3 separate regions of the Mus musculus genome follow, and all the other regions are linked to region 3. A link is a loop called in an ENCODE intact Hi-C map of the cell type or tissue named here. Cell type or tissue: left cerebral cortex. All regions are shown on one strand. Each heading gives the region's core, and the rest is flanking DNA. Links, peaks and the distances in the headings are about the cores only. Region 1 has its middle 66 kb from the start of 2210010C04Rik. Region 2 has its middle 55 kb from the start of 2210010C04Rik. Region 3 has its middle 32 kb from the start of Prss2.

The links. A loop is a pair of places that touch in the nucleus more often than their neighbours do. Peaks named below come from ENCODE experiments on the same cell type or tissue, not always from the same donor. Only the 100,000 strongest peaks of a DNase experiment are listed, where the experiment ranks them.
Region 1: a loop joins it to region 3, with 3 times the contacts of the local background. A loop is called at or near these places in 7 of 42 quality-filtered maps.
Region 2: a loop joins it to region 3, with 2.6 times the contacts of the local background. A loop is called at or near these places in 2 of 42 quality-filtered maps.

The regions. Positions count from the first base shown.
Region 1 is chr6:41,096,295-41,106,508 of GRCm38, forward strand. It overlaps Tcrb. Among named protein-coding and RNA genes, the nearest start is that of 2210010C04Rik, 66 kb to the left of the region's middle. In left cerebral cortex, for the core only: a CTCF peak has its summit at 4,584 (motif pointing right); a DNase peak (open chromatin) is centred at 7,931; H3K27ac peaks cover 1,661 bases.
Region 2 is chr6:41,085,223-41,095,436 of GRCm38, forward strand. It overlaps Tcrb, the pseudogene Trbv9 and the pseudogene Trbv10. Among named protein-coding and RNA genes, the nearest start is that of 2210010C04Rik, 55 kb to the left of the region's middle. In left cerebral cortex, for the core only: a CTCF peak has its summit at 6,087 (motif pointing right); DNase peaks (open chromatin) are centred at 6,146 and 6,427; H3K27ac peaks cover 981 bases.
Region 3 is chr6:41,548,994-41,559,207 of GRCm38, forward strand. It overlaps Tcrb and Trbv31. Among named protein-coding and RNA genes, the nearest start is that of Prss2, 32 kb to the left of the region's middle. In left cerebral cortex, for the core only: a CTCF peak has its summit at 7,595 (motif pointing left); DNase peaks (open chromatin) are centred at 4,810 and 7,628; H3K27ac peaks cover 367 bases.

The sequences.
Region 1 (10,214 bases), core at 1,154-9,153, 450 kb before region 3:
AGATTTTATAGGGAAAACTATCATTACACCTTAGTATGTATTTTTCCTGTTCTAAAATTCCTCTATGGTCTACCTACTCATCCTTTCCCTAATCTTAAGTTTTTATCTTCCCTGAACATTTTATCTTCATGGTTTTAGCTTTTGTTGCCTGTTAAATATTAGAATCTCACATCACATGTCCATTTCCGGTTGGTTTCATCTGCTGAGTAATATAATAAGTATGTATATATAACAATAAGTCCTCCTTCACATATTCTACTGGCTTGATAGATTATTTTGTTTTTAGTTCTGAATATCTGATTATTAACTGTATTGGTTTATAGATCATCTCACCTACTGATAGGTAACAACGGTGCTCTCTACTTGGGACAAGAATTAATAAGTTAATATAAGCATTTGTGTTCAGGATTTTCATTTCATTTGGACAAATAGCAAGGAGGGTACTTCCTAAATCACATGATAAGGATACACATAGTTCTTTAAAAAGCAGCCCAACTGACTTTCAGCATGATAGTGCCACTCTGCTTTCCACCAGCAATGAATGGGAGTTTCTACCTCTCTACATCCTTGCCATGGGCTGCTACTGTTCTTTCTAATTCTGGGGATTGTAACCAGTGGGTAATGACAACTATTATTTTAAATACATTTTAAACTAAAATATAATTATACTTATTTTGCCTTTCCTTTCCTTTCTATCATCCATTTCCTCTAATTTCCTTTTCTGAAATCTTCCATGCCTCCTCTCTTAAATTGATAGTCTGCTTGTAAGAGCCAGAGTACCAGAAAGCCTTCTGTGAGACTGCCTTCTTTAGAAACGGTGGAGGGAACAAGGCTAGAAAGATAATAGATAGCATCAAAAGAGACACTACCTTAGAAGGGGGAAAATGTTACCCCAAACAACAAACAAACAAACATTAAAGGACATGGCTCCTCTGTGTGGTGGATGAGAAAGTTTATTGTAGGAAAAAGGGAGAGCATTACCACAGGCAGACACATCTGGGAGAGTCCAGAGAAGTCAAGACCTTAAGGCAGCGAGGAAAGCAGGGAGGAGAAGGGAGAGGGGAAAGAGCAGAACAAGGTGCAGTAGCCTGGAGGCCAAAGGCACAAAAAAGGCAGGTAACTAAAATGGCTGGATTGTATAGAGTAGAGCCTCTGGGGAAGGGCAGCCAAACCCATGGGTTGAAGAATTAAGGTGTAGGGGCCAGGGTAAGCCAGCAACTAATAGGGATTGAGGAACACTGGGAGAACTTATAGGGCAGGTCCACTTTGATATGTTAAATAGGCACCTGAGCAGTTTGTTCTGGGTTTGAAGTTTAACACTTCCAAAGTTAAACATTCTACCGTCCCCAAATGTTTATTCTACCACATCAGTTCTTAGACATGATTAAGATCACTTTTTGTTTGTTTGTTTGTTTATAAGTGTACTTAAGTTTTCCTTAGGGCCAGCTTGGGGCACACCTCTGAGGGTGAGAGGGTGTCTCCTTAAGAGAGCATTTATATACAGTACCACAGTTTCTATGTACACTATATATATAAGAAGCAAACATCACCTTCCTAAGATCTCCCTACTGGGAGTAGATGAGGATGCATAGCATATTAATGGATCCCTTTGGAGTCTGTGGCCCCAAGCCATAGTGTTTATTTTCACATTCTGAGTTCTTTCTTAGCATTTCTACAGGCTCACTTAGCAATGCTAATTGCAAACTGCTAGAACTTTCCTTACTGCTAATTGCAGAACAGTAGATGCTTTATTGCCTCTAATTGCTGCATGTTAGAGCATCTTTCGCTTTTTTACAGGAGAAAAAATACATTATCAGAGCTCATTTTTGCAGTTTTATCTAGGTCTTTTAGTCAAGGTGCTGGTAAAACTGAGAATGAAGAATGAGGAAGTTGTTTACAAATGTGTGTCAAAATTAAGGAGAAATGACAGGGAAAGAGCAAGCATGGGGCATAGGTGTGTAGCTCAAAAGGCAGTGGGTTTCAGTCCTCAAGCTATCGCACATTGGGAAAACAGCTGTCTGCAATGTATTGTGCCGTTTAAAAGAGCAACCCCTGAGAGGTTCTACCAGCACCTAACTAATACAGATGCAGATACTCAAAGCCAATCATCAGACTGAACCTAGGGATTGCAACCCCACAGGAGGAACAATATCAACTAACCAGACCACCCAGAGCTCCCAGGGACTAAACTACCAACCAAAGAGTACACATGGAGGGACCCATGGCTCCAGTTACATATGTATCAGAGGACTGTCTAATTGATGGGAGGCGAGGCCCTTGGTCCTGTGGATGCCCCAACATAGGGGGATGCTAGAGCAATGAGGTGGGAGTGGGTGAGTGAGTGGAGGAGCACCCACATAGATCCAAAGAGGAGGGGGCTGGGATGGGGGGTTGTGGAGGGGAAACCAGGAAGGGGAATATCACTTGAAATGTAAACGAATAAAATGATTGATTAATTAATTAGAGAGAGGAGAGAGAAGAGAGGAGAGAGGAGAGAGGAGAGAGAGAGAGAGAGAGAGAGAGAGAGAGAGAGAGAGAGAGAGAGAGAGAGAGAGAGCTATGAAGCAATGTGTTCTAGAAAGAAAGTAGCCAAAATATAGAACTTACAAACCTGGACAGTTGGTTGTCTTAGTACCCTCTATTCTCTTCACATCTCTGCCAGACTCTGAAGGCAGGATGGTTTAGAAGAGAAACTGAAATTATGTAGAATGCTATACATGCAAACTTCAGGGTACAAACACCTTTTCGCAGTTCTGAGATATAAGCTGATAAAGTTGCAGAGTGATTGGGAGAAATCATATTCTTAATAATTTACTACCAACACAGGTTCCGTTCAGATTTGATAAGAGCAGCATTACTTGCCACTTAAGGCAAAGGTTAAGAATGCTGGTCTAAAAGGAATACATATAGAGAGAACAAAAACAAACAAATGAACAAGAAAACCCATGTGGTTAGAATCCCAAATCATAAAGATAATGTGAGGATGTCCAAGTAGAGTTGGGAGAGGAGGTTCCCATCACTGCTTGTTTGTTGGTCTCCTGCTCAAGTGTAAGTGTGCAAAGTATGATGTGTAAGTAAGCTCCAGCAATGGCCTCAGTACAGAGTAAGTGAAAAAGGAGAGAGATGAGAACTTGCATATTATGGGTTGGGAACTGCAGGAAACCTTCAAAATATGGTAAAAAGATAGTAAAAGTGACATCACAGGGTAATCTTTGAATCAGAGAAAATAATGTTGGCCAAGAACTCAGCTCTTACCCAAGAGTACCTACCTTCTGCAGCCTAGCCATAATTTCCTTTTCTTAACTACTTTGCTTTGACCAAAAGGCTCTGCTTCTCCCAATCTGTACTCTCTGTGAATGTATGTCAACCTTTCTCCCTGATGCCCAACACCACTTCCTTAAGGAAATGTTCTTTTGACTATTAGATTAGGACACTAGAGCATGTTAGATTTTCCTGATTTTGACTTAACAGTCACTATTTCACATTTATTTGTTGATAAACAAAAACTTCCTCTCTTCTTCTTGGGGCTGAAAAGCTCCTTTTGTAGGAACTGTGGTTTTGTTCTGATTTTATTGCTTGTCCCAAAAGATGTCCTAAGTACTAAAGCCCAATATTTGAACAAAGAAATATAAGGAAATCATCTTTAGTTTTTGACTTGGCCATTTCAGAAGTCCAGCCGTATTATCTGAGAATCTTTATCCCTTTATCTTATGGAACCAGAAATTTCTATCCTGAGTTTTATCGTGATCACACTCCTTTCTGCAAGTCTGAGCTTCATATCCTCTCACTAACCTCCTGGGCTTCTTTCTTCTCTCTATTTCAGTCCCTCATCTTCTGCCTAGATTTTGGTGTCTTCTGAAGATAGGATAGCAAGTCGAAAAATCATCAACACTAGAAATAAAAAGTGATGGAGAAAACAAATGACTTCTCTAATGCCACTTGATTTTCTTGAGAGAAAGATACTTCTTGATAATTTGAGGATAGGACACCTGCTACATTGTCTCATGAGTGTGCATTTGTGGGTTTTTGGATGTCCAAGACATAACTGTGTTTCATCTGCTACCCATTCTCAACCTCGGCCATGGTACAAGGCACTTACCAGAGCTCTCTGCTTACTTTAAACAAGGAAGGTTCAGTTCCTCCTTTATAGCTATAAAGCATCAATTATGACAATGCAGAATCCATTTATAGAGTGAATATAGTATGTGGTTTTGTAAAATTCTGAGAATCATTTGAGGTTGAAATAATCCCTCAATACAGACCGAAAGTAGATTAAAACACAAGCTTCTTGCCTGAATGATTCACATTAAGTCTTCAAAGACTTGTGTAATTTAATGTCCTGAGGCAGAGAAGAACAAAAATAGATGACTTGAGAATCAAAGCTTAAAAGGCATCTTCTTTAGGGAAAATAGATCTTCGCACCTACTTGCTGAAGTCACACTTGACAAAGTTGTAACCTACGATGAATTCTAGAATAATAGTGTAGTTGACATGACCTGAATTATAAACAAAACCGAGTCTCTCTAGAGGCCCAGAGAAATTAAAACATGAATTAATAGAAATTATACAAGGAACTTAATTCAGATTTAAAACACTAGGCACTAGATGGTGCTAATGCACTTTTCCTATTAAATACAGAATTATTCAAATTCTCTGAGAATAAAGAGTCTCTCTCTCTCTCTCTCTCTCTCTCTCTCTCTCTCTCTCTCCACATACACAACACACATACATTTTCCTACTTTGCTTTTTATTGTTGTAATAAACAACTGTAACTGAAAGTAATTTGGGAAGGAAAGGATTTATTTAGTTCACAGGTTGCCCTGACTTTCTCATGGTAGGCAGGATTTAACAGGTCAAAGCCAAGTTAGTTATAATTATTAAAATCAAACAGACATATCAAGTACATCAAACTCCTTTTTACCCACCCCCAGTCATAAGCCAGCCACGATACTTAAATTCTTGGGCCTTTTATGCTTTACAATTTATTAAGTTTATTAAGGAAATGAACCTTTTTTCAGTGTCCCACTGGTATAGATTTTTGTCTTTTTCTATTTAGAAATTATAAAATATTCCACCTGATGAAAAAATTATAAATGTCATAGTTTTATGGAGATAAAATACCTTTTAATATTAAAAATTCAATGGTGTATAAATAAAATGCTAATGATATCCTTATACTCCTATCTATTATTAGTAACCAATTTTTCCACTTTAGTGTTTTGTAATAATTCCTTTTCTCTATAAGCATGTGTCACTGACTCTTAACTGCATATGCATATTTCTTATCTATTTTGATATATATCATATATATGATACATAAATATAAAAGAGAGTAAGACAGACAGAAACACACACACACACACACACACACAGAGAGAGACAGAGAGAGAGAGAGAGAGAGAGAGAGAGAGAGAGAGAGAGAGAGAGAGAGAGAGAGAGAGAAATTCGTTAATTGTCTACTATTCTCTAATGGGAAGACAGGTATAATTCTAATGTCATAATTATCTTAACATCACTGCTGAATGATTTTCAAGTTCTGACAGATCTTTCTTCAACTGTCTGAGCAACTTCCTTTCAGCTTCTCTTCTCTGATGACCTCAGTTCTTCTGTCATTCACAATCCTAGCCTATCTGAGAGTGCCAATCATACTTTTTATATCACTTGATGGGAATGGAGGGGAAAGGAGAGATATGGAGCCCTCCAGAACTTGTTTCATGCCTCAATTAATGCTCACGGAGCATAATTAATGGGAGTTACCTTTGCCTTGCAAAAAGACTAATAACTGTATTTAAATAGAATAAATTCTAGCTCCCTATGACCAGTGACAGTCTGATTACATCTGCATGCAATGCTATCATAGAGACCAGAGGGTCACTGGAGTGGCAGCGGGAGGAGCCCAAGTTGTGGTTGTCAGTCTTCAGAACAGGAACTGTAAATAGAGGGTGCAGTGTAAACCTCTCCATGGGAGGTAAATCATCTTGATGTTGGGAGTGAGAAGGGACTGTATGTGGTTTTTTTCTTCCTCTGTCATGAGAGCTTATATTTGAGAAAACTGCATTTCAAATAAGATGTAACAGAGATGCAGATATGAACAAACTAAGAAAGGAGCTCTGTGAGGAGTTCTCATTGAAATGAAAATGGAGAAAGTGGGGACAAACGCTGGGTACCTTCTCTCCTCTCTCTCTCTCTCTCTCTCTCTCTCTCCCTCTCTCTCTCTCTCTCTCTCTCTCCACATACACAACACACATACATTTTCCTACTTTGCTTTTTATTGTTGTAATAAACAACTGTAACTGAAAGTAATTTGGGAAGGAAAGGATTTATTTAGTTCACAGGTTGCAATCCATCAGTGATGGGAAGAAGTCAGAACAGAACAGGAACTCAAGACAGGAACATGGAGGTAGGAAGTGAAGCAGAGGCCATAGTGGAACACTACTTGCTGGCTTGCTACCCATTGCTTGTTCAGTTTCCTCCTCTGTACAACTAAAGACTACTTTCCAAGGATGGTACCACCTTTAGTGAGCTGGGGTCATCAGCTTACTGATCAATCATTAAGAAAATGGCCAAGGGATTTGATTACAGGCCAATTTGATGGAAGCATTTGCTAAATTGAGGTTCATTTGTCCTGAATGGCTATAGATTTTGTCATGTTCTCCGCCCCCCACCCCCATCCCCACCCCCACCCAAATAAACTAACTAGCCAGGACACACATGCACATACACACATGCACATACACACATGCACACACAGACATGTACATGTAAATGAAAATAGAAGCAAAGAAACCCAGCGTCTTTGGATAGGTTGGGAAGAAAGTACAGGGATGAAGAGGAACAGAGAGGCAGTTGAGAACTCTACAAGGAGACACCAGGATTCCCCAAACCACTACCTAAGCTGTTTCAAGTCTGTTGTATAACCTTCCTTTTTTTATCCAACAGCTAATTTTAATGTCTCAAGCATAGACACATGCCTGGGAAATTGGTTTTGTAGAAATCCAGGGCAAGGAGTGCCATTAAAAGCCAATTAGAAACTCATTTTACAAATCACATCTGGAAATGGAAATAAGGTTGCTCTTTAGAACTTCCCAACCTAGTATATACTAGGTTGTCCCCTTCATAGCAAGGCCAGAAGTGATGGCCTTGGTAGTGGTGGGTGTTGGCCAGCAAGTGAAGAGTGCCTTGCTTTACTGTCCTGAGTGTGAATTGCAGGTCTCTAAAGAATGGCTTTGACTTCCTTTTACCTTCTCTCATTCCAAAACCAACCTCTCCATCATTATGGAAGTGTGGAGATGAGAACCAGGAGAACACAAATTCTTCTGCTTGTTCAGTACATAAAAGGACTTGGAGGAATTGTCTCAAGGATAGAGACAGGGCTTATTTATACTGAAGAGGTGATGATGTTCACAGAAAATAAACACGTGGAAAGTCATAGGGAAGACACGACAGTGTACCTGCAAGATAGTTTCTCTCCAGAAGATGGAGAGAATCGTCTACCTTCAGTTTTGATGGAGTGGTGCTCCATAGATAAAAGTCAACTTGACTTTTCTTATTGACATTCTTCAGAATATCAGTTACCAGACATTGTTAGTGATCCCCTCTAGGGAGTAGTAGACTCATTGGACTGACAGGGAAGCACTTCTTGTGCTGTTTAAGATTAAGGTTATTCTGTTCCCTTGGGGACTTAAGATATATTCCTGAGTATGGAAAGGGCAAAGTCACAAGGAACAAAGGGATAGGAGCTAGGATGAAAGGGTAGGTTTGAGCAATGAGCGTTTCAGATATATTTGTGTCACAGAAGTTTGACGACACCAAAGTGAAAATCTTTCTATCACATCAAGATAAAATTGGAGCCAGGGTGTTAGGAAGGGTGTGGACTCATGCTTGCCTGTCTGAGATAAGGACTTTTCACAAAGGCTTCTGAAGGCTTCAAAGAGAGCTTGTCTCCACCCACCCCATGCTGTACACACCTCCCACACATGCACAGACTTCTATACCAAAGTTTATCTTTAGAATTCTGTAAGACTGCAACAATTCAGACACGATTCTGAGCAGAACACTTGCCCAGCAACAGCCTTTACCACTTCTGCATTGGGTTTCCAAGATCAATGAGTTTTGTATTAAAGTAGCTTAAGTATTTTTTCCTTTATGCCTTTGAAACTTCTCTCTGTTTCAATCTCCTTAAATAATACTCATCTTCCATAACAGTTTTCATCTTCTTCTTCCAACTCTTTCATTATCAAAGTAATATTATTATTTCAATGATGTCTCACTGGTTGCTTAGATTCCACATGTGTGCAGGGTGGAAGCCCAAGCTCCCCTCAGCTCCTAGAGAATGGAGATTGACCTAAAATCTAGGAGACACATGACTGTGCAGCACTTGATAAAAGACTGATATTTTTAGGAATCTAGTGGGTATTTGTTACCTCGAATTTTCCTAGATTCCTGCATCAAGAACATGGTTTGTAACACTGTGTATCTATGATGAATGTCAGCAGTTAAGTCTAAGACTTTCACTACTAAACGTGTCTTTGGATCTATAGATACCTGGAGACAAAGCAATACCTGGAAGCAAAGGGTTCTGCTATCCAAAGCCAATCTCCATCCTCACACTCACTATACCACTCAGAGGCATGTGTACAAGAAAGCTCAGAGAAACAATGGGAAAATAGTATGACTCTTCTTTGAAGTCAGTATATCTTATTATTGAATATTAAAACTCTTACTGCACAAGACAATTACATAAGACAATTGACCAAGCAGAAGATAAAAGACCCAAATATTCTTAGAAAGACCTGTGAGTGGAGCCATGAGCAGAAACAATATCACAGACATATATGTACCAGACTCAGCGGCTCAAAGGAGGCTTTGCCCCTACAGAACTGAAACACTGAGATGTCCTTTACCTTTATGGACCTGGCCCTGTCTTGTATGATCATGAGAATATTGGATATGCTTTTGGAATTTACCAAATCTTACTATAGGATCTATATACACCAAAATTATAAGGGTTCTGGACTGAAAATGAGATTCCTTTTGCTAAGGTATTTTAAGAGTCTGTTTTCCTCTGCTTGACTGCCCTTTGTGTCTTCAGAAGATGTAGCAGCCAGAACCCTTGGGGACGTCTCAGAACATAGAACTGCTGAACTTCCTTTGTTTCCGTACATAGGTATGCTAGCCACTATACTGACACTGCATAGGCTTCTGATATCATCCTTGTGCAGACCCCTTCAAAACAGATGAAGGAGGATAGAGTGACTAAAAATGTCTCACTAAAGTGGCAGCATCTCTATGCAATAACACAAGATGGAACCATGCAGAAGTTTTATAAGATAGTGGAACACCTCAAGTTGAAGATTTGTTATATCCTGTAAGTTGAGTAACTTCTTTAAGTTGGTCTCACTTTGTAAATAGACTGTGGATTCCCTCTTTGGATAACCTAGACTGAGCTAGGCCATCTCTGCTTTTTAAACTATTGACTAGGGTTTTAATCATCTTTCCTAACAAATCTAGCTTCCCTACAGTGTCAAGGGCTGTTATTATTGTTTCTCTCATACAGGGCTCCTTCTGTGAAGCAGTGTGAGTCAAACTAGCAATAGTAGCAAACTATTAATTACTTACAATGCAAACTGTGAGGAAAATCAACATTGATTCAATTGCCAATTTCTACTGTCCTGTTAGAATGTTAGGGTAGAAAGTTCTAACTCCTCCTGAAAGTAAGGTGTATTTTGAAAGTAACATTTTGAAGCATCCTTTAGAAACATCACTGAAAATCAAGAGGTGTCATAGTAAAGTGTTGAGGACCAAAAGCCACATGAAAGTGTGGAGATTAATTAATTAGTAAAGAATGTTTTAACCCTCTAAAATTAACTAAAGATTGTAACTTGCTTTGGTATCTGTCAGAGGCAGAATTTCTTCTCTTGCTTTTATGATTCAATTCAAATAGATTTTGGGACAAGTTTTTTTTTTATTAATTCCTTCATTCAACCTTAAGCAACCAGTGATTTCTTTTAAGCATAATTAGAGACAGGTGAATTCAGGAGCAAGATCAGAAGTAGGACATCTCTGATGGAGTGTGGAGGGCAGAATTTAGATCTCTAATGTGAGGTGGAATTGAAACATCCAGGTGGCAAGAGACAACTGACAATGTGGAAAGAACAAAATGAGCTAAGTGGGACCTGGGGTGCAGAGGAGAGGCAAGTGGTGCTCTCAGAATG
Region 2 (10,214 bases), core at 1,246-9,245, 460 kb before region 3:
ATATTCTGGGCAGTATACACCTCCGGTCTCCTCTGAGGGGCATCTTTTGGTAAGCTCAGCCAGGTTTGGTCCAGACCTTGTACTCAGATGTCTCCACTGTAGCTTTCTTTCCTCTGATGCTGCTTTAATTCTTACTTGTGTAGTCTTTTTCTTAAGTCCAAGTGTTCCTGGATGAAAGATGGCTTGTTATTTGAATCTGCATTGACTCCTTGCTCTCCTTCACACAACCCTACTTCACTCTTCCTCTGAAGTTCAGCTCATGTCATTGGAAAGACATGATTGAATATCTACTCACTAAATTAATGAACCAACACCTTGGTTCCTACTTTGCCCTGTAAGATCTGAAGCCTTACTCTGATCAAACATAGCTCCTTGGGCTATGATGAGTACTGGAGTATGGTGCTATGCTTTTTTGTCCCAATGGCCAGAGCGTGATCAAGGCTTCATTAAGTGACTGCATCTCAAGACTTCTAGGTGATTTTCTATAAGAAATTTAGATAGACCAGAGACCCATTCCCAGATTGCTATCCTTAGAGTCTTCATTCATTGAAACCACTTATGGTACTAATACATCTACTAAATTTTCACCACAGTGATGATATGGAACCTGTTAAGCATCATGAGAAGATAGCATTTATCACAGATGTGGTCACAGGTATTCTGATCTGACAAAAAAGCTAGATTGAAAGGTAGAAGTTGTAGATTAGTGAGTCCGCTAGCAGCCAGAGTTTTGGCTTTCTGATGCAGGGCACAAGATGGAGTTACAAGGGAGAGGGATCGAAGTGTGTTAAGACATTCCTAGTAGGAATCATAAGCTTGAACTTCTAGGATCTTTAATAAGAATAAGAAACATATAAACACACCAAATTATCTGTTGCAACCTCTATTTTCAGCTGCCCTCTGGTGCTCAACATGTGGGAAAATAATTAGATACAGAATACAGAAGCAAAAATCCTTTTGGTCTGTAGGCACTTTTGTATTTATGTCATCACCTCACTGTTTCACTTTAGTAACCTTACAAGTACAGTGATGCTTTTTTTAATTTTTTCTAAATTATAAAAAAAAAAGGTTTCACTATTAAGTACAATCTGAAAATGCTTGTAGCCTGGGTAAGTTGATTTGATACCACCTAGCACAAAATGGGTTCTCCTGGACTGAGACTGGACTCATACCTGTCTCAAGCCTGCTTTGGTACCCAGGCTCCTTATCTGAATTTTCCTCTCTTCCCCAGTGAACTGTGACTTTAACTAGGATGTTTCTGTCATGACTGTGATAGAAATCTTCCTCCTACACATCCATGGTTTTATCTCTTGCTTCTACCTTTTTCTCATAATCCCCTATGATGTTGGAGTCTCACCAGGCAGGATTAACTCATGATTAATGTGACCGATTAACCTACTCGAAGTTAGAACACTCATTCTACTTCAACTAAATTGGTATTAAGTAGTAAATAGAGGAACACCAGGGCCAAAAAAATGGGAATGGATGGGTAGGGAAGTGCGGGGGGGGGAGGGTATGGGGGACTTTTGGGATACCATTGGAAATGTAATTGAGGGAAATAAGTAATAAAAAAATATTAAAAAATTTTTAAAAAAAGATCCTATTGTGGGGTCTTGAGAGCCTTTGTCCATCAGCTCAGCTTAAATGTAAGTAAATAAATAAACAATGCTCTTTTAATTACTGTGCTAAAAAAAAAAAGAGTATTTTTGTTCTGTTGCTTTTGTCTGGCCAATGTAGCACATGTCTTTGATGTGTCTTTCATGTCTTTCATATCTTAGGCTCTGAATGTTTTATATATTTTCAGTTACCTCATCTGTGATTCAGAATACATGAGAATTGATGGATTTGTAGAGGAACACTTACTTATTAAACAAGTCTGGATGCATTTGTGTGTGCAATCCAACCAACCTGTCAGTTGGCATAGGGATTTCCTACTAACATATGACCTGTTCTTTAATGCAAATGTGTGTAAACCTATAATGTAGCTCAAGCATCTGGGCTATTCCTGAAACCTTGGAATAGACTAAAGAAGAGAGGTTCTATCTAAAGGTCATATCTAAATGTGTGTGTGTGTGTGTATATATATATATATATATATATTCCTTTCTTATTTCCTTTTAAAGGGATATGGAATCTCTGTCCAGGTAGCATTGAAGCTGAAAATTAAGCCTCATCCATTGGTCCTGTTAAAAGAAATGTATAAATGTTTAAGTCAGTCATCTAATTACTGGTAATGCAAATTGTGTGTCCCTGATGTTGGGAGTAACGTCACAGTGGGAACTTTCATGTGAGGAGATGGATCACCACAGTCTTCCTGTGCTCTTACTCAGTAGGGTAGACATCCACTGAACTTTACACCCTCTGCCAATCTGTTGGGTGATTGTCTATCTCCTTGGCACAGGTGAATCATTAGAACATCAACTGTTTTCTCTCTCTCTCTCTCTCTCTCTCTCTCTCTCTCTCTCTCTCTCTCTCTCTCTCTCTGTGTGTGTGTGTGTGTGTGTGTGTGTGTGTGTATGTTTAATGAACTGTTGCTATAACCATTTTCCTTTTTTGGGGTTTTGTTTGTTTGTTTGTTTGTTTGTTTTGAGACAGGGTTTCTCTGTATAGTCCTGGCTGTCCTGGAAATCACTTTGTAGACCAGGCTGGGCTCGAACTCAGAAATCCACCTGCCTCTGCCTCCTGAGTGCTGGGATTAAAGGTGTGTGCCACCACATCCGGCAATATAATCATTTTCCTTATTCTGTTCACAACTTATATTTTTGCAGACCTCACTAGTGCTGAATTCTCCCAATATCCCATGTACAGAGTTACAAAGAGGGGATAAGATGTAGTTATTAAGTGTGACACAATTTCTGGTCCTACTGGACTTTATTGCTACTGACAGAACTCAAGATGAGGCCCAGTGTTTCTGGTGAATTTCCAGGGTGAGTTTATATCCACCAAATCTGGAATGCCCAGTGACCATTTCTCTGCAGTGAGGCCCGAGGGCTCCTTCTCCATGTTGAAGAGCCAATCAACACATCAAGAAGACTTAGGCATCTATCTCTGTGCCAGAAGCTTAGCCACAGCATGGTACAGGCACTTTCTTTCTGCTCACAAACTTCTGACTATATGTTTCTCATAGTGTGTAGAACCTCTATGCAGATATCAGCTACCATTTATATAAAGTTATCACAGAAAAAATTCACAAAACTGGCTTTAGATATGGTTGACAGAAACAACTGAGACCTGTTGCATTCTAGAAGTCTCTAGAGGCAGCTGGGCGCTACAGGGCAAGGACTGGACATATTAACATTGACCTTCAGGCCACAGTAACCAACCATCTATGGAATCTTGAGGCTCTTGTTACTCATTCACAAGCCTGTGGCACATACAGTGTCCTGCAGTTGGTTGATCACTGTGGTATCTATAATGTCTGCAATCATTAGCTATACTATTTCTTCAGTTTCATCTTCTACTTTAGCCAGATTAGACAATTGGACTATATAGTATGAAATTTGTCTTATTGTTTTGGATTCAAAATCTTCACTACATTTAATGCCGGTTACTTGATAAACTAACTAACTAACTAACTAACTAACTAACTAACTAGCAAAAATGGTACCAAGACTTCACTTTATCTGCATATATTAAACATGTTTTTCATTATATGACTATTTTCCCCCCTCTTGTACTGACAGCTACACTTTAATGCATACACACATTCATTCCCATTTCAGTGCAGTCTTAATATCCTAAAGCAATAACTAGAAATTGAATTTTTCAGATCCTGCCCAAGACTTTCAATTTAAAATAGTTCCCTTGAGGTCTCTAACTTAAAAAGATAGAATTAAAAATTAATGTCCTTATTTTTTTAGGTTAGTATATACTGCTATATATTTATTGTCAAAAATATAATTATATTGTTGAATAGTTTCCTGCCCATCTGTAAGTGAAACCAGTTTCTATCTATGAGACCTAAACATATAATGAGAGTGGATGAAAAGTCCTGCATTTCTGCTACTCCTCATAGACAGCCCAGGGCTCCAAGATTGGAACTATACATCACAGAATCAGGTACCATAGGGTGCACTTGCAAACTGGTTAGAGGAATTCCAGTCCCCCTAAAACCCACTTGGGTGGCTCTGTATGACTAATTTCTTTTCTCTATTATGATGACATTGACAAGGAATTGTCCAGGTCCTATTTTACTGTTGTCATCTTCAAATATCCTACATTTTGTCTTTCTGTCTCCTGGAAGGAAATAAAGCCATACTATGCATGGCTACTACCTGTCCTTGACAATTCAAGTAATTTGTTCTTAGACTTTGTCTCAACTTTGGCTACTTATTCACAGTAGCAGAATAGTCTGTGATTGGTGTTCTGGTTTATGCAGAGCACAAACCTTGGTTATAGATACAATATTTGTAGTGGTGAGATTGTAGGACATGGGCTCTGGAAATTCTTTTCAAATATTTAATAGACCTTGCTGTTTTCTGTTTCATTCCAAATTCTCATTGATTAGAAGAATTCCTCTGGCTTGTGCTGCTTATAGCACTAAGGAAGGGTTTCTTGCTTTAATTATAAGCAGAAATCATTTCAACTTATCTGTTTGGTAAAATTTAAGACAGTAAAAATTAAGCACTAAGCAGCAAGCTATGTAAAACAGACACTGTCCATGTCACACAATGAAGACCTCTTTGAAGGTGTATTGTTAACAACAAATTTCTAGTGTAGTTGAAATGAGAGGGCATAGAGTTTAAGAACATGTGACTAGGGGAGAGGTCTTATCATGAATTATGGAATTTGAAGAAGGAAGACTTCCACATGATACAGTCAGTATTCGGGGGTGGGGGGGAGAAGGAGCCATGAGCTGGTACACAGAAACTAAGGAAGTCAAAACAGGATGAGTAATTCTAACTTCGTGGAGGAAGGAAAGAGACAGGAACACATCTTGGAAATAGAAATGAGCCCTTTGGTCCAGCCCACAGACATCAAATAGTTATAATCCAGCATGTTCTGTTACTGGTCTCATGTTGTCTGTAGTACTAATTTATATCCATGTTACCTTGTTTCCCATAATTCTGCTTTGTATTCTCTTCCCAGGACTCAAACCAGTAGGTGTGCGTTGTATAAGTTATCCATTCACACACTCTCGGCTAATTATACCCAGCCTTGATCCCCCACCACTGCTTGATCCATAATCAGTTGGCTTACAATACAGCCTGCATTCTCTTCCCATTTTATTCTTTATACACATACTTGACCTCATCTTGAAGAAGATCTTGCTGTTGATCAGTTTATTTTGTTTTGTTTGGGCTATTTTGCTTATCTTTAATAAGAAAGATTATTCCTTTTATTTTTTTAATCTTTTTATTGGATATTTTCTTTATTTACATTTTAAATTGTATCCCCTTTCCTGTTCAGTCCCCCGGAAGCCCCCATCCCACTCCACCCCCGCTTCTATGAGGGTGTTCCCCTCACCACCTAGCCATTCCCCCATCCCCGCCCTGGCGTTCCCATACACTGGGGGCATTGAGCCTTCACAGAACCATGGGGTTCTCCTCCTGTTGATGCCTGACAAGGCCATCCTCTGCTACATATATGCCTGAAGTCATGGAGTTTTGAGGGTCTGATTGTTTGATATTGTTGTTTTTCCTATGGGGTTGTAAACCCCTTCAGCTCCTTCAGTCCTTTCTCTAACCCCTCCATTGGGGACCCAGTGCTCAGTCCAATGGTTTGTGAGCATCTGCCTCTATTTGTCAGGCTCTGGCAGAACCTCTCAGGAGATAGATATATCAGGCTATTCTTACACATCAATCCTATGTCTTTATTCCTAATATTTTATACCTAGTAGCAGATCTTTTCATGCCTATGTATCTTGTATAAGAAAAATTTAAGGAAAATATTCTCATAATTGTTTGTGTAGTAGTAAAATAAAGGTAGGATAGATCATAAGTGTGAAAACCCCAAGAATTAATCACAACTAGAATTAAAGTTTAGATTAAGGTTTAAGAAAATTGATTATAGAAATTGTCCTGTAATACTTCTGGAATTTTCCGGTTCCTTGGGTGAATACAAAGAAAAATTTCTGTCATGGCCACAAGATGGCACTCAACTCCACAGATCTCCGGAGAGACTGAGGATGGAGCCAAGGAGGGACATTAAGGCAAAGGCAGACTTGGGAAGGTTTCAGTTACTAGGTTGTCCACAGCTATCTAAGAGGTTGGGGGATATCTCTATGCTTTAATGAGACTCACAGTTAGAGGATTTGGGCAGGGTAGCCTGGATATCAGGACAGGTGCTGACAACCGACAAACTCCTCAGAGAAAAAGGGGAAACCACTGGAATGTGGTTTACTATCATTTCCTGGTATCTCTGAGAAACTCACTTTTCCTGCTGGCTTTGCTGAGCAAGAGAGGAGTTCTGTGACAGAAGTGGTGAGGGGGAGGTGACATCACAGGCCCAACCATCACTCCCTAGGACGGGAAGTTCAGAATTATTTTCTCAGTCCTAAGAGTACAGCTTTCAGTGGGGGTGATTTCTTTCTAGGTGTGACCTGAAATAATCCCCACATTCTTTTGTGTGATGCTTTGTCTGCTAAGAGCAGGTGAGTTCTGCATTTTGTTGGAAAATTCTACCATCATCTGCAGTGTTCTGGCTCCAAAAGTTTCCATTCCTTACACAGACACATCTTGTTTCTCGTTTTTCCTTATGCCTCCTTCTCCAGCAGGAGATGGTGGAATCACCCAGACACCTAGATACTGGATCACACAGACCTCAAGAAAGATAATCCTGAACTATTCTCAGGATATGAACCACTATCGGATGTTCTGGTATCAACAAGATGCAGGGCAGGGGTTGAAGCTGATCCATTACTCAGTAGGCACTGACAGAACTACCAAAAGTGATGTCCCTGAAGGGTACAGTGCCTTCAGAAATGAGATACAGAGCTTTCCCCTGACATTAGAGTCAACCAGTTCCAACCAGACCTCCATGTACTTCTGGGCCAGCAGTGAACAAACACAGCACTGCACACGAAGGTGCTGCCTGCACAAGAAGGACAACCATGAGATTGACATGGGACCTCCCTCTTCAGCCCCTTCCCCAAGCAAAAGAAAAGTCTACACTTTCTGAAACTCTTCATGGCAGTGGAATCTCAGCCAGAGGGACCTTATACAGCATGAACCTTAGTGTGAGCTGAGCTCTGTTATGGCTGTAAATGATATTGGATGTTACCTTTTCTAATTTGGAGTCTCCTTGTAACTGTGCAAAGGGGGTAGTCACCTCCAACATGGCATTTATATTTCATTTTCTTTGCAAAAGAGGAAAACAGCATAGGGAAGCATCCGGTCACTCTGAGCTTCTCGAATCATTCTCCAAGGTTAATGTCAGCTTGTCCTCCATTCCGTATTACTGCTAAGATAAAGACATGCAAGTCAAGACTTACAGGGGAACATTGATAAATGCACCAAACAGCAGCCTTAGATGTAAGGATGTTCAGACTGGAGAGTTACTGAAGTGAGAACAAAGTAAGGACCCATGGAGGCAGAGTGGAAATGAATCTTACTAAGGTAGATCCAGATAAGAAACGAATATACTTCCTTGTCTTAGATTAAAATATGTGAGGACTGCAACATTTTTACCTGTGAATATCGAGTAAGCACTTTCCCCAAAGCTTCCATTATTCCTTAGTACCTAGAGGCAGGAGTCCAGACCCAGGTGCAAGGGCTCTTAATTTAGAATCTGAGCTCCAAAGCCATGAGGTCCAGAGCTGAACTTCACAGAAAACTCAATCCTATGTATCCAATAGTGTGTCCAAATGTGACTCTGTAAAGATGCTGCAAGATTGTACTGGTTCCCAAAGGGAGCCAGCAAATAAAGGACCAGGCTATTTGCCTTATGTAAAATAACTCCTCAGTTGGCCAATCTGAATTTACAAATAATGCCACTTATAGCCATTTATCAATGATTTCAAAAGCTCCGAGCTGTGTTTAGGTTTTTGTTTCTATTCAGCTTTCATCCAGCAATTGATCCTTAGGTCTTCCCAGGCAAACTTGTCAATCCAGCTTACTTTGATGTTAGGTTTGGTTGTCTCTATTCTAATCACGAAGCACTTCTCACATTTTCAATATTTTGTGTAAATATGTGTTCAGGGATCCACTTCTGTGTGATGGATTTGAAATTGTACTATGTAGAATAAAAGTACATATTTGTATAAGACTCCTGTCTTTTAAGGAATTTTAAGACTTTCATTCACTATATAACAGAGAATTCTCATTAAGGTATTACTGTGAATATAATACTCAAACTAATCCATCACTAACTGGTAATACTCACATTCCAGTATGATGACGACTAAAAAGAAAACAAAGCTTCTCCATTGGGGGCCCTGTGATCCATTCAATAGCTGACTGTGAGCATCCACTTATGTGTTTGCTAGGCCCCAGCATAGTCTCACAAGAGACAGCTATATCTGGGTCCTTTCAGCAAACGCTTGCTAGTGTATGCAATGGTGTCAGCGTTTGGAGGCTAATTATGGGATGGATCCCTGGATATGGCAGTCTCTAGATGGTCCATCCTTTTGTCTCAGCTCCAAACTTTGTCTCTGTGACTCCTTCCATGGGTGTTTTGTTTCCAATTCTAAGAAGGGGCAAAGTGTCCACACTTTGGTCTTCATTCTTCTTCAGTTTCATGTGTTTCAGGTATACTAAGTTTCTGGGCTAATATCCACTTATCAGTGAGTACATATCATTTGAGTTCTTTTGTGATTATGTTACCTCACTCAGGATGATGCCTTCCAGGGGAATGCCAGGGCCAAAAAGTAGGAATGGGTGGGTAGGGGAGTGTGGGGGAGGGTATGGGGAACTTTTGGGATAGCATTGGAAATGTAATTGAGGAAAATACGTAATAATAATAATAATAATAATAATAAAGAACAAACTGGATTACAAAGTGAGACATGCAAAAAAAAAGGAAGAAAGAAAGAAAGAAAGAAAGAAAGAAAGAAAGAAAGAAAGAAAGAAAGAAAACAAAGATTTCTTCATCCCTCTTCCAAACAATTTCTCTTGGAAAGATAAAAATAATTTTATTTCAGTTACTACTGTTTGATTGTTCTACTTTTGAAAGTCTTACAAATAAAATTATATTTATTTTTATTAACTTATATTCCTTCAAAATTAACATTTTCTGAAATATACTCATTTTGTAGTCTAATTCTGCACAATGCTCAAGTATATATTACATCAAATTTGTATGCCTCCTTTCCTATGTAAACATATCCGGGTTACTTACCCCAGCCATCAAGCATTTCTGCCACTGAAGCTTCTTTGAATGTTATTGTATAGTTCTTTGTGAATGTGCATATATTTCACTTGGGTAGAGATATCAGAGTAGACTTATTGACTCCTAAGCCACATGCATACTTAAACTTACTTAAAACATTGGGAACATCTTCCAAAGCGGCTTTCTGAATTACAATTCTGAAATCTTAGTAGTCTCTAGCTCCGCAGTCTAATCAGCAGCTGGTGTTCTTCGTCCTATTAGGTACTCATTAGATTAGTAATAGTCTCTCCCTCACAGTTCTCTCTGGTGAATGATAATATTTACTCCATTTCATTTTTAGTTATGTATATGTGTGTGTGTACACATGTGGATGTATGCACAAGAGTCCAGATACCCCTGAAGGCTAGAAGACAGTGTTAAATCTCCTGAAGATCAAGTGATAGGCTGTAAGGTATCCAATGGGTGCTGAGAACCGAATTTGGGTCCTCTATGTCTTAGTTAGGGTTTCCATTGCTATGAAGAGACACCATGACCATGACAATTCATATAAAGACAAGCATTTAATTGGGACTGACTTACAGTTTTAGAGGTTTAGTCCACCACCACCATGGCAGAAAACAGCAATGTGTAGGCAGACATGGTGCTGGAGAAGGAACTGAGATTTCTACAACTTGATCCACAGGTAGTTAGGAGATGTGTACCACATTGGGCAGATCTTGAGCATTTAGAAACTCAAAGCCTGCCTTCACAGTAATATACTTCCTCTAAACCTAGTCCAATAAGGCCACACCTCCTAATAAAGCCACTTCCTATGAGCCAAGATATCAAACACGAGTCTATAGGGGCCATACCTATATAAATTACAACATTCTACAAAGCAAATGTGTACTCTGAATTCCTGAGCTACCTTTCCAATCCACAATATTTGCTAATTTTTTATGTTCTCT
Region 3 (10,214 bases), core at 778-8,777:
AGAATAATATACTTGACAGAATAGATGCCACGGATCAGCTGGAGGAGTTATGACAAAGTTAATTGTTAGTATTTGAATGAGAATCAAGTTCTGAAGGCAAAGAAAGGAGAGGCCAATGAATTAGTCCCTTGCTGAGAGACTGCTAACTGTGTCTGGGGCTTAGACTGGCCTGTGGCACATGAGCCTATCATAAAAATAATGCTATAAGCAAATTATTTCCTTATTTCATGGCTGTAGAAACTGTAGTTTGCAGATCACACTATAACCACTAAAATTTTAAGTGATTTTTTTTCCCCAGAGATAATGATGCTGGAAGCTCCCCACAACCAGTGACCATGATGATATGCTTGCTCATGGTGTCACAGTGACTCTTACTCAGGGTCCCACAAGCTCATGGAAAGGACTTGCAGAAAGAACCACACTGAGGCCTCCTTAGTTTCACAGAGGGTCAATTTCTCAGGGTTGCTAACAAAATGGGTATAAGATATACAAAAAGTGTGGCTGTGTGGTTTAGGACAGTAGAAATAAAAATTATCTTCCAATTCTGGAGGTCCCAAATGAAAAACCATCACATCAACAGCAGGTCAGTGTTTTCTGACCATTACAAGAAAGCATCCTTTCTTGTTCCTCCTCCTTTCCATGCCTCTTAGCATTACTGGCCTTGTATAAGTTCCCCTCTCATCTCTGTCTTGACCTTCATGTGGTGCTCTTCCTCATGTTTCTATGTGTACATAGCCCTCTCCTTTCTTTCATCAAGACATGGCTCACTGGATTTGAGGCTCATCTAAAATCCTGAACAATTCCATTTGGGTCCTTAACCAATGACAGCCTTGAAGACATTTTTCCAAATAAAGCCACCTTCAGAGATTCTGGGTAGTCATGATTCTAGAGGTACACTATTTCTTGCAAGAGACTGAGTGTTCAGAAAGCAGAGTTACAGGGCTACAGAGGGGGAGTTTTCAAAGTCCAGAAAGGATGAGCTTCATGTCAGGGCTGGCCTAAGAGGTCCTCATGTTCCAGTTACATCTATAAGTGGTAACTTTCTACATACTTCAAATAGCACTACAGTTTCACTTTGTTTTTTTTTTAAATAGTCGTTATCTTTGTTGCAGTTGTTGCTATGCTTTTATATTTATATATAAAATATATAACAAGGGATGAGTTTTAGGCCCTACACATGCATTGACAAAAATATATTTTCTACTCCCTAGATCTATGGAGACAATGACACACATATGGTGTTTCTATTCTCATATGGGATGGAAAGATAAGTACAGGAAAGGAGTAAGCAAATGCTTTAGAGAAAGTGTGGGTGCTGTGTGGACCAGAGGGGATACATTTGGGAGGGGTTTTAGAGAACAGGGTCTAAATAAACAGATCTGTAAAGGGTTAAGCACCCTTAGCACTAAACCAGTGTGTAGGTGGGGTGAAGATAACCCCATGTGGGAGATAATTGGGTCTAAAGGCTTGGTGACTGTTCTTTTTTTTTTTTTTTTTTTTTGGGGGGGTGTGGAAAGCAAGCACATTTAAAAATGGGAAGCTGTGGGATGAAACCTATCAGGTCCTGATTGATACTCTGGAGTTTGCTAACAGGTCAAGTGTTTGGAAGACACAAGGCCAGAAGTAGTTTATTCTCTCAGTCCATTGGGTATAACAGAGATGAAGTTACAAACGCTACCTCACCCCATCCAACACTGTGCATGGCTGAGGGTCCGGGTCCTTCTCCCAGTATAACTGCAATGCCCTTGTCTACCCCCAAATAACAATTTGCAATGCTCATAACTCTCAGAAGTTGAGCTCTCCTGCCTCTGTCTTTCTCTAGAATAAAAGTGGACCCTTTTAGACCAATCTAGGAATCCTTTCCAACTCCCTGAGTGTAAGCTGGGCAAAACTGCTAAAGTAGAGGTGTTTATAATGTTTGCTGTAGGATCTAAGACAAGTGAGTGCCAAGAAGATACTGGAGAATTATGATTTGGGGATCCAGAGAGTGAACCCTGACTGTTCTGATAGGACCAGTGCACAGGGCATCTCAGGGTAGAGATTCTGAAACATCAATTGAGTCCAGAGTTATTTTTGCAAAGGAGAAACACTACAGGGATTCTTCGTTGATCTGAAGAGTTCTACTTGTTCTGGACTCTGGTCCAATGTAACTTGCTTGTCAGTGAGGCAGGTAGAAAGTAAGACAAGGTTCACAGTAAACTCTACAAGTGGTAACAACATTGAGGTAGAAGATCCTTACTGGCTGAAGAGACTTATGTAAAACACTCTCTGAAACAATTCCTGACGGTTCCCAAGTTCTTACAATGTTGTGAAACACAGATGAGTTTTCATAGGTAGCACAGGGAAACTGACTTAAAGCCATTACAGATCTGTCAATTATGAAGGGTAAGGAAAATATCTGGAAGTCATGTGATAATGATAATTTATGTTAAGGAAGGCAAATGATTCTTGTGCAGATAGCACTGGAGTTGATTCCATTCGTCCAGAGGAATTTTCCTATTAACACCAGCCGTGGAGATCTTCCCATTACAGTACTCAATTTGGGCTTTGTCAGCTTCAGGAAGGGAGATGCTTCAGGAGTCTGTAGGATCATCTAGAAGACAAAGGTTTAGTCTTTCTTTAAAAAGCAGTTAAGAGAAAGAAGAAAGAGTTGATGTAACTCTATGGATCACCTATTTCTTGTTTTGAGCCATTTCTCCATTATTCTTTGTAGTGCCCTGGGGAGAACTGTGTGATTCATGCTCCTACATGATCGAGTTTTGTGTGTTATGAAGTCACTCTGACTAGGGATAGTTGTGGAAGTGGAGGATTTGTTCTTAGTCTTTCCTGGTGAAGTTCTGTGTTAAAACACAAATACCATCATGTGTAGATACAGTTCCATTTAGAGTGCTGGGGAATAGGAGGATGGCTAGAGCCCACAGGTCAGTTCTTAACATACTCAGGAAATTTGGACCCAAACACAAAACATGTCATAGCATTAGGTTGTATGTTTTCCTCTACCTCTGAGAGCCTTTTTCTCTGTTTATTTGTAGATGATAAATTCATGGAGCTCTTCCCACTACAATACTCAGTGTTGGGCTTTGAAAGCTTCTTTTCCTAACAATTCCTACCACTCTGCCTCTCCTTAGGATTTATTATGACAGTGTAAGACTTTACCTGAAATATCAACTTTTAACAGAGAAGACATATTCAGTTCACTAGTCCCATCACCTAAGTCCCAGCTACATATTTACCTTCCCTGTCTCCAAGTAGTTTTTTCATCTCTTGTACCTGTTTCTTGAAGCAGGCTGCCTGGGGTGGAGGGTGGGGTGTGGGGGGAGTGGGATATCTCATAAAAGAGTAAACACTACCTGCTGGTCATCGAAGGGAACTGAAAAGGGCCAACGATTATGTCTGCTTCCAACATTTCATCAGGTTTTTAGGAAATTGATTTCAGCTCTCATCTATGAATGTAAGAGTGCCTTGATAGGGAAACCATGCCAAAAGCGGAGCCACCCATCTTGTTATAACCATCGCTGATATAAGTGAAGACTTTGGAAACAGTAACATTGAGTCCAAGTTTTAGGACTTCTTAACAACTACAGCCCTACACATTCACTATACAATGAATTGATCTTCATGAGACCTGGTATCACAAACCATGTACGTGTTAAAGAACAACAACAACATAGCATTGAATCCTCCTTTTCTTCGCAAGTAGTTTTAACTGTCCCCAAAGAGTTCTTAGTTGTCTGAATAAGCCCTTTATCCATTGGGCCGCTCTATGAACATTTGCTGACTATTTGAGTATCTATAATTTTTTACCATGCATATCTTTCTCAGCTTATAATTCTGTTCCCCTAAGAGAGCCTCAGAAGCAGTTGGAGCTTGTAAAGACCATTACTTAAACCTACAAGGAAGAATAATCTTCACTTTAAGAACCACGCCTGCAATAAACATAGACTTGAAAGCCAAAAAGTCTGGATTTGGGCTTCATTTCTATGTTTCCCCAGCTATATGATTTAAGCAAGTGGCCACCAAAGACTTGGCCTCCCCTTGTGTTAAATGGACTCAATCACATGGCTTAATCAATCCACACAATATCTACAGTTCTTAGCACAGGGTAATAACTATCAAGCACTGTAATTTATGTTCACTTAAATATATTTTCCTGGCTCAACACTTCACTTCCAGTTCTCTCTCTCTCTCTCTCTCTCTCTCTCTCTCTCTCTCTCTCTCTCTCTCTCTCTCTCCCTCCCTCTCTCTCTCTCTCTCTCTCTCTCTCTCTCTCTCTCTCTCTCTCTCTCTCATTCCCTCAAATGTACAGTTCTGAGCATTTCTTTCTCCTAGTGGATCAGTTACTTTCTTATAAAAACATTTCAGCTCACTTTTATCCTTCTATCATTCTGAAAGCACTGTATTCAGAAAAAAAAAAAACTCAGCACCAGGTGGGTTCTGACCTACATAGAGTAAAGAGGGAGTTAGTTATACCCCTTGTTTTTGATGTGTTAGGTATCATTTGGGTGGGGCGACTTTTTACCTTTGTATGTCTACATCCTGCCGTTGACTCAGAGATCACTTGGGACTCAAAACTCTAGTTCTTTCACACATGTGCTGCATCTGAGCCATGTACCCCCTCTGTGTGTGCAAATTGTTGCTTTTCTATCTGTGAGGATGTGCAGGAGACCAAAATGTACTTCGGTTCTCTTGCATTTATTTCTTTAGTGCTTCTTCCAAACTTACCAAGTCTCAACAAGATTCTAATTCTGTAGTCCATTATATTTATCCCTCTATCCTCACACTCTCTCAGATGGGATCATGTCGCCTTATTTAATCTTATACAAGTGATTCACAAAATCACAGCAAGATCTCAGCTCGATATGGAGCACATGTTCTCCAAACTCTGCCTGGAGTCCAGGATCTGCTAAAACTCAGAGAATCAGTTCTTCCCCCTCCTCTCTCCCCAGCTGCAGAATGCATTTACCATCTCCAGCTTTCCAGATCCCTTCAATTCCTGTGAACCAAGGTGCTCCATAAGGAGCCTCAGACCCTACTTAGTGGTTTGTTGATGAAAATTCTGCAGGCCTTGTAGCACTGACAGAATGGTAAGTGGGGAAATCTAAGTCCTTCCCAGCTCCAGACACACACATTGTGATATATCTTACAAGGCATCTGACCTGCAAAGGGACAGTGCTGATCTTGAGTCCCATAGTTAACCAGGCACAGTAGGACCCTTAATACTTGTTTCCCTGACCGATTCCAGCAAAGAGATATAGGAACATGATAAAAAAAATAATCTTAAGAAGAACTGTTTTTCATCAAACATCAGCAAGTGAAGAGATGCATTCCTGGGACTTTTCGGTTCCTGAAGACAATGGGGGAAGGGGTGGAAGCATCTCACCCCAGGTCTGGCTGTTTATCTGTAAGTAACATCAGCACCAAGTAAGAATGGCCACCTGCCATAGCTCCATCTCCAGGAGTCACAACAGGATGTGGTTTGACATTTACCAGGTCCTACATCTGGGGTGCCTGTGAATGCTCCCCCACTCACTCACATTCTGAGCATTTTGGGAACCACACTTGCCACATCCTGTCTTCAAACCCTTCTCATGCAGCCCTTTCTACCTCAGCCTCTAGCTATCACCGTGACAGTGAGAACAACCAAGAGGAGGGTCTCTAAAGGGGAACCCATATATCTCATCTCAAGCCCCCCATCTAAACTATCTTACATCTGTTAGAAGTCACACAGGAAACAGAAGCCTTCAGTATGCACCATGGAGACAGGTGCAATAACAGCTCTGACCTCATTAGGGTTCCCATGGCTCCCACATCACCGCTCTTCCCACTTCTCTTTCCACTTAACCCCAACTCCAGTCACCCTCTCTTCACAAGTATCCTCCATTTCCTTCAACTAATGTAATGAGAGCCCATTCATGTAATGAGTCACAGGAACAGAGTCTAAATAATAAACCGAATGAAAAATAGATGGTCTGTCTGTCCTGCATTCATTGGCTGGCTTTCGCTGGGGTGTATCCTCTGTGAGTAAGGGCTGTAAAGTGAATGTGCTTTGTATTTCCTGCCTCATGTGGGTAAGATGAGGGAAACGTCTACACACAACACAGGAAAGAATGGAAAACCAGACCTCCAGAAACTCTCAAATGAGGAAGTGGGAACTCGCAAAATATACAAGCCAATCCTGCTCTATCCATCACACACTCAACTAAATCATATAATCTTTAAAAAATCATATGAAGTAGCCCAGCCTTCCTAAGGCTGGGCCTTTTTCTACCTTCTAGAAGCAGTCAAGGGGCCCCAGTCAATCCCATTATGGCTTAGATCCTTGAGGGGAGTTTCTCTAACTTCTGTGGTCCTCAGCAGCCTGTGTGTGAAAATCAGGCAATGATATCCTTAGGGATAGTTATTGTGACACATTTATAAAGTCAAAGTCAAAATCAGCATCCTTACAGATCTCCTAGAAAAGAAGCCACATTTAACCAGGAACCATGACATTGATGTTGGCAGCAGGTAGCACCTACTATTAGGATATGCCATCCTGAAGTGTTTTCCTGTTTTCCCTAGTTATAATGACTGAGGTTTTGACCTTTGGGTACAATTGAAACAGTTATGGCAGCAGAATCTTTATGCATAAATAGAGGCAGATAACTAAATGCAGGATAATGACTTGCTCTAGTGTGTATACATGGTTTTCAGGACTCTCCTTAAACAGCCTCTTCTTGTGTGCTACATTATCCTTAGCCATCACTAGGATTTTCTTTTTCTCATTTGCTGTTTCCAAGACTTTAAAGACGCTGAGATTTCTGTGTTTCTATTCAAACAATCCTCTCATTTGGAACTTAATTGTATTAAATCTAGCTAAAAATCGTTTCTCCTTTTAATGTACACACACACACACACACACACACACACACACACACACACAGTGTTTCTCCTTGAAGACAGACCCTGAGATTGCACAGAGTTCCAACAGGAATGTTCTAGGATGAATTCAGAGCAGACAGCACATGAGAAAATTGGCATCGGTTTGCCACATAAGCATTGTCATGTTTGTGACATATTTTCTGTTTAAATATTTTTAAATGAGACAATTTGGAGGAGCTACAGTCAAAGTACTTTGTAAGCTTCCAGGGAGGAAAAGGACACCTGCCAAAAGTTAGACTTTGTAATAGTACTTGCAAAATATGATCTCCTTCAATATCTAACAATGCATACAGATAACATTTGCTGGTGAAAAAAAAATGAAATCTAGAAAAACTACATAACTGCCCTCAGGTCTTAGAAACTAGGAAATCTAGACTTGAAGTCAAATGTTTTACTTGTAGCTTTGCCTGGTACCATCTTTAATATACTTCATTGTTTTGATCTTTATGATGGCTCTCTGTATCCTGGCTACTTTACACCTATTCATCAAGTGTGATAGAGACATTTGGACATTGTCAAGTATGTTGTTGATCACTCAGTGTCTCTGTTTTGATTTTTCCTTTGTATATTAATTAAATGAGATTGAAAATACATCAGTGATACATCAGAATCACTCTAGATAGTGTTTGGTGCCAGGAACAGAGGATTTTAAGACTTCTTGTGCCCTCTTGTGGAAGAAAAGAGACATTGGGGGAAATTCCCTTTTGGGAATATGATCTAGAGAGGAGTGAGGGCTAAAGAAATCTCAGTTGCCAAGGTAACCAGTACATCCCTTTCCAACCATTCACATCAGTCTCTTCCTCTTCTTCATTTCCATCCTAGTCACTATTCCATTTTAACCTTTCTGTCACACACACACTCCTCCTCTTTACCCTCAGTCTCCTGTGTTTCTTATGCTACCATCTGTTTGTCTGTTTTGCTACAGAAGAGTAGAGGAGAGACAGAAGTTTAAACTGGGAAGTATAAATGACAATACAACCACTATCAGACCTGGTAACACATGCTTGTTTGGATGAGGCAGGGGGATTGCTTCAAAATTGAGGCAAGTGCAGACTACATAGTAGAAATTTGTGTCAAACAAAACAAACAAACAAACAAACAAGCAACAGGACGCAAGCAGCAGTAAAAATTCCTGAATGAACATTTTCCATATTAACTTTTACATTTGATCTTAGACAAAATGCTAAGAACTTTTCTATATTAAATTCTATCTTGCATAGCTATCTAATGACATCTTGTTCCTCCTTGATTGATGTCTTGAGTATCAGCCTTTATAAACTTTCTAACCTCAGCAGAAAGATGAATGATGGAGATACTCCCAGAGGTGAAATTAACTAATTGAGTTACATAAGATTCTCCTACCTGGTATCAGATACAGATACAGGTATATCCCACTTCTCTCTGCCACATATATCCATGAGCATGCCCAGCGTACCTCAATAGTAATGTAGAACAAGTATAGAGTGTTTAGACAAGAGTAGCCTGGTTTAAGGACGGGTATACAATATCCTACTACTGGATACTACAAACTGGAAATTTTACTGTGTGTAGGCAACTCACAGGTTCTGCATATGTGAGTCACTGATAACGAGTTTAATAAATGTCTTTGGTGACTTCTGACTTGAATCATGTTGTTTTCCAGACTTCAACTTGACTATCAGCCAGAAATTCAGTGGCAAACCCCCTCCACCCATCCCTAGTGAGGGTTCCTAGTGAGGGAGGAAGGACTAAAGAGAGGGTGTGGTTTTTGCACAGATGTCTGCCCCACCCTACTCAGTGTGAGACTCCAGGCACAGAGGTAGAAGCCAGAGTGGCTGAGAAGCAGCTTCTCCGTGCTTAGGATGAATTGGTCGTCCTTCGGCCTGGAAGCTGAGAGGTTCAGTTGCACCACCGACTCTACCTGGCCAACAGTAATAGAGTAGAAGAGTTGCTGGAGGGTGCCTCCTGTGGCCTGCCAGTACCAGTAGAGGTTAGGGCTTGATTTCCCCTTTATGGTACACCCCAGAGACAGTGGGCTGCCCACAGCCTTGATCTCGGCAACTGGCCATTGATGGATAGTCTGAGCACTAACACCTGTAAAGAAATAGAGTCATTTAGAGTAGAAACACACACCTCTACACATACACACACACCAGCTTGCTTGCCTTCCCTCTGAAGGGGTTACATGTAATCAGTCTCAGGGAGTATACTAGAAGAGCCAGGGATGAAAAATGTTACAGGGCAAGGGGAGACAAATCCTTTCTAAAAGATACAAAACTGAGAGTCAATACTGAAAGAGTGTGAAATGCCCATATCTCAGTAATTGGAGGACTGTGGTCAAGAGAGGCAAGCCAGTACCAAAGAATCTACACCTTTAACAGGTGGAGAGATGGAAGCAACAATTTGAAAGTAGGTTTTCAACAGGGGAATGCACCCACCCAAGAACATGCCCAGGAGAAAGGCAAGGAGAGAGTACAGCATAGTTCAAGATGGTCTTTGTCTAGGCTTGTCTACTCTGCACTTGTACTTCCTTTTCTAAGCCAGAGATGCACAGGCCCCTCCTACCTCAAGACTGGCTGCCAGAGTGGAAGTTTAGATCCCCTTGAGCTGGGGAGGAAATGAGGCTGGGCTTTCTTAAGCAGGTGGTGAATCATCCCCACCCTCCCTGGGAACCAGCTGTGCTCTGCGCTTGTTAGCATTATTACACTCCTGCCTGATGTTCTGGTATGTAAATATAGTTAATGATTCGTTATTTATGGGCAAACAAGGGGCAACACTCTAGGTACTCCTGGAGACATCCTGGTGTCTTTGACCATCAGAGCAACTATTGCTAGTAAAATAACAAAAGGGGATTTTATTTTAGTCAGTGCCAAGATATGTCACCTACACTGTTTGAAAGGAAAGACATGAAGGCAGATAACAGCTCAAGAGATTTAGGTCTCTGGAGTTTTCAAAGGAGAAGAGTGTAGTTCTGAGTAAAGGAACCTGTTATGTCATCCAACAGGAGAAGTGCACATCCTCTTCAACCTTGGTAGGTAGGACTAGAGACCCAGACAGGCAGAATTAATTACTAAAGGAATCAAAGCTGGCCTGTGTTCCATGTGCCTACTAAGGCCCATCTAGATCTATTTTATTTGTTCCTTTACTTAAACAACATATTACAAGGCCTCACAATTAGATGGGACCAGGTCAATACTGTAGTTCATTCCTCTTGCTGTGTAGAAAACCTGTGTTAATTCTGAATCTTACTTGTCTCGTGTTTAAGATGTGACAAATAATACCCAGTAAGAAGGACTACAACACCAACAAATGCCAAA